Linked DNA regions of Mus musculus: region 1 is linked to region 2. The links are chromatin contacts, found by Hi-C or POLR2A ChIA-PET in ENCODE. All regions are on one chromosome and are shown on one strand. The core of a region is the stretch at or near the end of the contact, and the rest is flanking DNA. Distances in the headings are between cores, read along the strand shown.

Region 1 (3,719 bases), core at 1,128-3,627, 36 kb after region 2:
TCAGTTCCAAATGGATCATTGATCTTAGTATAAGACTAGAAATGCTATAACTGCCAGAAGAAAACACAGGTAAAGCAATTCAAGATCTATGCAGAGGGAAGGACTTTTGTGTTGTTGTTGTTCTTCTGTTGTTCTTCTTCGAGACAGGGTTTCTCTGTAGAGCCCTGGCTGTCCTGGAACTCACTTTGTAAACCAGGCTGGCCTTGAATTCAGAAATCCGACTGCCTCTGCCTCCCGAGTGCTGGGATTAAAGTCGTGCACCACCACGCCCAGCTCAGGACATTTGGGAAGCAGCATCATAGGAAATAATCCCAAGAGCTAACAAAGGAGATTGTATAAAGTTAAGACCTTCTGCATGGCACTGGAAACAATCAAAAGGGCAATGAAACAGGTTACAGAGAGGAAGAAAATTTGTGCCAACTAAACATCTGGTGATGCTGACTTCTACATCTTACAAAGAACTCCAAAAGAATAAATACTTCCCACAAAGGAAATCATCCAAACCGAATGAGCCAATTCAAAAGCCTGGTGCTAGGGATGGGACACCTATCCTTGACTTGTTGGTCAGAGGTATCCTGGAGACCCCAAAACAATGCAGACTATTTCCATTGCTCTTGGTTGCTCAACAGAACTTGATGGTCAACCCCTGTTGCTGAAGATACCAATACTTTGGTTGTAGAATATGGAGAAATCAAATTGGTGCTGATCTGAAGGCTTCCTCCCTGCTAACAAACTTTTATAGTACCAGGCAGCATTATGTAAGCTGCTGAGAGGGAAATGTCACTAACAGTCTTACTCAGCTGTGAGCCCTGTGAGCTAGCTACAATGACAGACATGACGACATAGCCCATGGGTGCAGTGGTGCTGAATATGTTATACAGCTAAGCAACTCTTTTCTGGCTGGATTTAAGGACCGATCCACAGGAGAAAACTCATGCCTCCAAAGATGCAGGGTTGGGGAGTTCAAAGACCCCCAGGGTGAACCTGCTACTCTTATTTTACTAAACATAATATCAATACTTTGCTCTAAATTTGTATCTCTCTACCCATAGATTAGCTCAACACCCAGGCCTCATCACAGAAGTTTCTTTGTGTGGTGGACAATGGATAATGCAGAAACTCGTAACCGATCAAAGCACAGAGAATAAATGTCAGCACAGTGCTCAGCCACAGATGGGGCGTCTGCATCCCCCTCTCCCCAGCTCAGGGACCATCTCTGAAGGCCGGTGGAAAGATTTGAAGAGCCGGAAGTCAGGGAGGACCAGAAAAAAACAGTGTCTTCTGAACATGGCAGAGTCACTGCCATCATGAACTCATAGCCACTGCATATGATGCTGTGCACAGGTGCCTGCACAGGACCCCCAGAAGAGAGTGAGCATCCCTTATCCAAAGTGTCTGGAACCAAGTGGTTTGGAGTTCAGACATTTTGGTTGGGCGGTCTTTGAAGAGTGAACACTTGAAGAGAAGACAAGGGTGTTTGGTCATGCACTTATAAAAGGGAAGCATCTTGGCAGAGGGAAAGGCAAGACAAAGGTGCAGAGGTGAGAGGATGTGCATCAGAGATCATTCAGGAGGAAGTGACATATGAGTGTTATAGAATATGGCATTTATTTAGAAGATTAGATCTGAAACCATGGTGGATGTAGTGGCTTGAATATGCTTGCCCCATGGGAAGAGAGACTATTAGCAGGCGGGGCCATATATATATATATATATATATATATATATATATATATATATATATATATATAGCCTTGTTTGAGGTAGTGTGTTACTGTGGAAACGGGAGTTTAAGGTCCCGTATATATGCTCAACTCTGACCAGTGTGATCCAGACCATCCTCCTCGATGCCTACATAAGACAGTCTCCTTCCGGTTGCCTTTGGATCAATGCGTAGAACACTCAGCTCCTTTTCCAGCACCATATCTGCCTGCCTGCTGTCATGCTTTCCACCATGATGATAATGGACTTAACCTCTGAAGCTGTAAGGCAGCCCCAATTAAATATTTCCTTTATAAGAGTTCCCTTAGCCACGGTGTCTCTTCACAACAATGAAACGCTAAATAAGACAGTGGGGAACCAATGGGAGAGTGCCTCTGCTTTGAGCAACAGATCCAAAGTCCTGGTAGACCAGCAGGACCAGCAGTCTGGGAATATAAAGCAGGGGAACTAAAAACTAGAGAAAAGCAGGACTCTGTGAAGTCTAATTGGAGCCCGTGAGAACCTAGATGGACACCTTAGAACTGGCTCAGTCTCTGTGCCTCCGCTCAGTCACACAGGAGAACAGCTGCCCTTTGCAGAGCGCCACATTCCGCGCTCAGGATGCCGGGAAGGTAAAGGCAATCTGGCAGCTCTGTCCCCATCAACAGAGAAAGTGACACAGATCAGCAGCAAGCCATGTGAGCTGCTGCAGCGCCCGGTTTCCTCCCACGTGATCTGCTACAGTGCTCGGCTTCCTACAGTGGCCTGCACAGCCCGTTAACAACTGTTTCATTGCTGCATTCCACTCTCCTTACCCTGTTGTCTAAAAAGAACAGAGATCAAGAGCCAGCAGGAATTCTAGGCGGTGTGATTCAGCTTAACTAAACTGACACGCCTTAAAATCAGGAACTGCAAAGATGTCAGTGTGGCCAGACAGGGGTGAGTTCGGGGCTAACTGGTAAGGGATGACTACAGAGTATGTTCTGAATGAACCATACCTGAATAAACATCTGAATAAACACAGGTGACTTCTTCCAACTGTGCCTAGAAGCAACTCACTAAATGTAGTGCTGTAGTTTTCCAGGCTGAAGAAACGCCATCAAGAAATATAGATAGAGGGCTAAGGAATAACACTGGTAATGAAAATTTTAACAAATGCTAGAATTTCCCTTTGAAAACATGGGTATCTGAGAAGAAGTAACCCATGATTTGGTCCTAAGTAATGGGGGTGAGTGGGTGTGGCCTGGAATAGGACCTTGAGTTCAGGAAATAGGACTAATCTATGAGTTGAGGAAGCCCCTCCCCTCCATTCCCTTCCCCCCTCCCGACCCCCACACTTTATAATGTTGCTTGCTTTTGTAATTTCATGGGAGGGCTTAAGGCTTGCAGATACCCATTTAAGACTAACCTCATGACCTAGCTCAGTGTCAGAACGTCAGCTAGATGTGGTAGAGCTCATGGTCACTGGGTACCTTCTTGGAGTCACTTGCAGCTATGTGTGGCTTTGTGGCTAAGCAGAGGATCTCCTTGGTGCTGGAATTGCAAGTGGATATCACCAAGGTGGCTTTTTAATGTAGGTTCAAGGAATTGAAGTAATATTCTCTTACTGGCTTAGGCAAATACTTTGCAAAGAAGTCTTCTCGTCCCCAGTTGTCTTAGTGTTCTATCGCTGTGAGGAGATGCCATGACCACAGCAACTTGTATAAAGAAACATTTCACTGGAGCTGGCTTACAGTGCAGAGGTTCAGTCCATTATCATCATTTCAGGAAGCATGGGCAGACATGGTGCTGGAGAGGTAGCTGAGACTTCTACATCCAGATAGGCAGGTAGTGACACACTGGGCCTGGCTTGAGCATCTGAAACCTAGCTCAACCCCCTGTGATACACTTCCTCCAACAAAGCCACACATGTTCCAACAAGCCCACAGCTCCTAGCAGTACCACTCGCTATGGGTCTATGGGAGACATTTTTGAAAAGCAGTGAATATCAAGCACCAATGTAGGAGGAAAAAGGGTAT
Region 2 (4,111 bases), core at 1,496-3,995:
TCCCCCTTTTTGGCCCTGGCGTTCCCCTGTACTGGGGCATATAAAGTTTGCGTGTCCAATGGGCCTCTCTTTCCAGTGATGGCCGACTAGGCCATCTTTTGATACATATGCAGCTAGAGTCAAGAGCTCCGGGGTACTGGTTAGTTCATAATGTTGTTCCACCTATAGGGCTGCAGATCCCTTTAGCGCCTTGGGTACTTTCTCTAGCTCCTCCATTGGGGGCCCTGTGATCCATCCAATAGCTGACTGTGAGCATCCACTTCTGTGTTTGCTAGGCCCCGGCATAGTCTCACAAGAGACAGCTACATCTGGGTCCTTTCGATAAAATCTTGCTAGTGTATGCAATGGTGTCAGCGTTTGGAAGCTGATTATGGGCTGGATCCCTGGATATGGCAGTCTCTAGATAGTCCATCCTTTCGTCTCAGCTCCAAACTTTGTCTCTGTAACTCCTTCCATGGGTGTTTTGTTCCCAATTCTGAGGAGGGGCATAGTGTCCTCACTTCAGTCTTCATTCTTCTTGAGTTTCATGTGTTTAGCAAATTGTATCTTATATCTCGGGTATACTAAGTTTCTGGGCTAATATCCACTTATCAGTGAGTACAGGGGGTCTAGCGTTAAGAGACAAATCTGTGATTAGCTCAGAGTGTTGGGTATAATTTATTTAAAACAAACAGTTGTGCTTGTCCAGTGTTGGTAGGTATAGTCCTTAGGCTACATCAGAGGACGTTCAGGCTCACTCAGTGTGCTGAGTCAGGATACTCTGGTGTTGTAAGCTCCTCTGGTATTGCAGCCTTACCCCCCCCCCCCCACACACACACACACACACAACTGCTCTTAGGTGGTCTTGCCTACTTTTAGTAGTGCAGGATAAGATGACACAGAACAGAAAGCAGCAGAGACTGGAAAGCAGTGGCGGCAAAATGGCACACACAGAAGTAGCAGGTACCCTGTGTCTAAGGCGGCAGAAGTGAACAGTCCTAGCAGCTGAGGTAGAGAGCCAAGACTAACGGATAAAACCTTATAATCAGCCAGAGAAGAGCAAGGGCAGGCCCTGGCACCACAAGAGCTCCAGATAGCTGTTAAGCCTTCAGGGCCAAAGGTCTCATCCTGGGCCAAGAGCTGCCAAGGGTTGAGGAACCCCAGTGTTCTAGACTTACAAACCGGAACATTTGTAAGGTTGAGTTATGAGGGCTGCAACACTAGAGGGTGCCACTTGCTGCTGCTTCTGTCGGGATTCAGCCACCACTCACTGCTGCCTGACAGAAATGAAGGCTACAAGAGACCAGCTCCTCACTTGCTTCCCCTGCCTATCCTTCCCACAATTCCTATCCAACTGTGCAGTCAAGCAAACCTCAGCCAGCTGCCTGGTGACAGGACTACAGGAACAAACCATGGGAGTACAAATTGTTTCAGACCTCTCAGCTCTATAAAGTTGCAAGATGAGCATTATCCCATCCTGTTAGCATCTATTTCATTTTGAAATTACATTGAATATATTTTTGGCTATTTTGTATAATTCTACTTTGAATACTTTTTCCTTTGAAGCACAGCTAAGTGATTTACTTGTGGGTTCCTATCCAACAGGTCTCAGCAGAAAATAACTTTTTTTTTTTAAGACTTAAAGAGAAATGCTGAGTGGAATACACGGAAATAAGAGTGAAGGAAGGAGGAAGTGTTAGCTTGGTAGTAACTGTTCATGGGTAGTGGTCAGTTCTAATGGAATACTCCACTGACATTTAGGAAATATAAATAAGTACCTGGGAGCTGGAACTAGGATCCTCTGTGGCAAAGATCTTCCTTCGATGTTGGTGTTATCTCACCATGCATGAAGACAGGCCACTATCCCAACCCTCCAAAAAAGGCCAGGCACAAGGAAGCCAGAGAAGAGATGTCTAGATTGGTCCCATTCTGGTGGCAGGAGGGAGTGTTCCCTAAGACAAATCATGAAAGATGAGTTAACTTGACCCCCCCCCACTCCCCCGCCCCCCCCCAAAAAAAAACGGCACGAAATACAGGCCTCGCCAAACGGGGATAGAGGTGGAGAGATGAGTTGTCCTGTGAGACCTGTCAAGCCATGATCTCAAATGGGTGGTCTTTCTCCTACTCTGGCTCCAACAACTTTGCGATGTCTGCGGAAATGTTTGGTGAATCATACGTTCAAGCACCCTTACATAAGGCAGGTTCGCCAGACGGCCGCAGTTTTGCAATAACTATGACTTTAAGGGCCCTGAACACGAGCTTTGAAGTGAGGCTTTGTCTGTGTACACACTTGACACATTTGCCCAAAAGTTCAGAGCACTGGGAAGAAAACGGGCCGTTGTGAGGGCGGGCAGTCACAGCCACAAAAGGGCATAGCAACCAGAACGCCACCGAGGTGGAGGGCCGTGCTGCGCAGGCGCAGCTGTCCCCCGACCCCACCCACCCCCGTCGCGCGCTCGCAAAGGCCGGAAAAGAGTCTGGGGCCTAGGGAGCGCGCGTGCGCGTTAGAGACAGAGCTAGGCTTTGGGGAAGGGGGCGCGGCACACGCATGGCTTCCAAAGCCAACATGGTTCGTCAGCGGTTCAGCCGGCTGAGTCAGGTGCGGCCGGGGGAGGAGCCAGCCCTTCCCAGTCCCTCCTCGGCCTGGTCTCGGCTCGCCCTCTCTGTCTCCTGGGCGCGGACTCAACGGCCGCCCGGCCCCGCCTTAAAGGCCAGGCCGTCCCGCCCCGATGCCCCTTCGTCCCCACCCCTCCGGCCCCGCCCCCAGCCCCGCCGGCTCCGCCTCCCGCTCTCGCCGCGGAGTCGCTCCGGTCTCGCCGCTCCCCTCCTCCGCCCCGCGTCCTGACTCTCTTCCCTCCTTTCCCTCAGAGGATGTCCGCCTTCCAGATCAACCTCAACCCGCTCAAGGAGCCGCTCGGCTTCATCAAGATCCTCGAGTGGGTGAGTGCAGCTTGCGACGCCGACCTCGCCCGGTCCAGCGCGGGGCGCCTTGCCGGGAGGCGGGGACGCGGTCGTGAGGGAGTCCCCCACGCTCGAAGGCCGCGGGGCGGAGATGGCGGCCGGCGTCGAGTCGAGTCGCCGGTGTGGGCGGCTTCTCCCGGCCGCCCCTAGCCGCGGAGGCGTGGAAGCTCGCTCGCTTTTTTTTCTCAGGCTCCACTGCCATCCGCAAAGGAAGACAGGATTTCCTGCTGCGGTCCAACTGATACCGACCGCCCGGAGGCCCGCGGCTTCCGCGGGCGAGGCTAGACCTGGGTTGCGCCCTTCGCTGGCGGCGGGTATGGGCTCCTGTTAAAAATAGTGTGTGTCAGAGAAGCCGAGGCAAAGCCCTTGCCCCGACGCATTAAATTGTCGGCCCATTTAACGCCTGGCCTGGACGTCGAGATTGTTTATAGCAACATCCTGCTTGGAAAGTCAGCTTTCTGCCCTTTCCTGCCAAGCAATCATTAACATCAAAGGAGACTTACAAGTTAGACCTTGTCACGTGCAGCTAGTTTATCAAGCTCTGCGATTTTCCTTCAAACTTAGCGGCCCACTATAGTTGGGTGCTGACTTGAAGAGTTAATGTAAGCACTTGGCATTTATTTGCCCCGTGTGCAGTCAGGTAGTGTTTCGTAGCCGATAACGTTTAATTCCTTCACAGTTCATGTTGAGGGTGAAAAATAAGAACTCTCCGGTTTCGTGCGTGTGTTTTAACGAAGAGCTTGAAGTTCTCCGATGACTGATGACTGCTCGCTCTGATTTTTGTATTTACACTTTATGCCTTCAATTTTGTGAAAACTGAAATGCTGCTCTTGCAACTGGCAAAAGACACGTGACTTTCTGTGCAACCCTAAGTTTAGAAGAAGGTTGTTATTTTAATTCCAAAAGTCATAGGGGAGAAATCAAAGAAATGTGTGTTAAGAATGAACCTTACATTTAGTCTCATTGAATGTTACAATTCAGTTTAATAATTTAGATTTTCACTTAAGTAAGAGGCAGCTTATATCTTTTCTTGAATATTTTAAAGTAGGAGTAATTTTGTTGTGTGCTGAAATTATCTTTAAGTTTCTTAAAATAATACTTTGAGTTTGAAAACCTTTTATTACACAGGCAGTAAGTTTGTAGTAAGACTATAGAGTGTTAATGGTGTAGT

What was found. A loop is a pair of places that touch in the nucleus more often than their neighbours do. ChIA-PET counts read pairs that join two places held with the same protein, here RNA polymerase II (POLR2A).
Region 1: a loop to region 2 is called in a map of left cerebral cortex, with 2.8 times the contacts of the local background. The contact joins the enhancer-like site here to the promoter of Sypl in region 2. A Hi-C loop is called at or near these places in 3 of 37 maps with a recorded cell type or tissue (all left cerebral cortex). POLR2A ChIA-PET finds 5 or more read pairs at or near these places in 3 of 5 experiments (Patski and embryonic stem cell).

What each region holds. Positions count from the first base shown.
Region 1 is chr12:32,987,506-32,991,224 of GRCm38, forward strand. No RefSeq gene overlaps it. Among named protein-coding and RNA genes, the nearest start is that of Gm40874, 6.7 kb to the right of the region's middle. Within about 2 kb of position 2,378, at least 3 of the 3 ENCODE cell types and tissues checked have a DNase peak (open chromatin) inside an H3K27ac peak, as active enhancers do; they include left cerebral cortex, where a contact is called at or near this core.
Region 2 is chr12:32,951,441-32,955,551 of GRCm38, forward strand. Sypl (synaptophysin-like protein) reads left to right here and starts at 2,746. Exons shown (of 5, transcript NM_198710.3): 1 at 2,746-2,919. The coding sequence starts at 2,851. 4933406C10Rik (RIKEN cDNA 4933406C10 gene) reads right to left here and starts at 2,349. Exons shown (of 6, transcript NR_044986.1): 1 at 2,065-2,349; 2 at 1,758-1,931.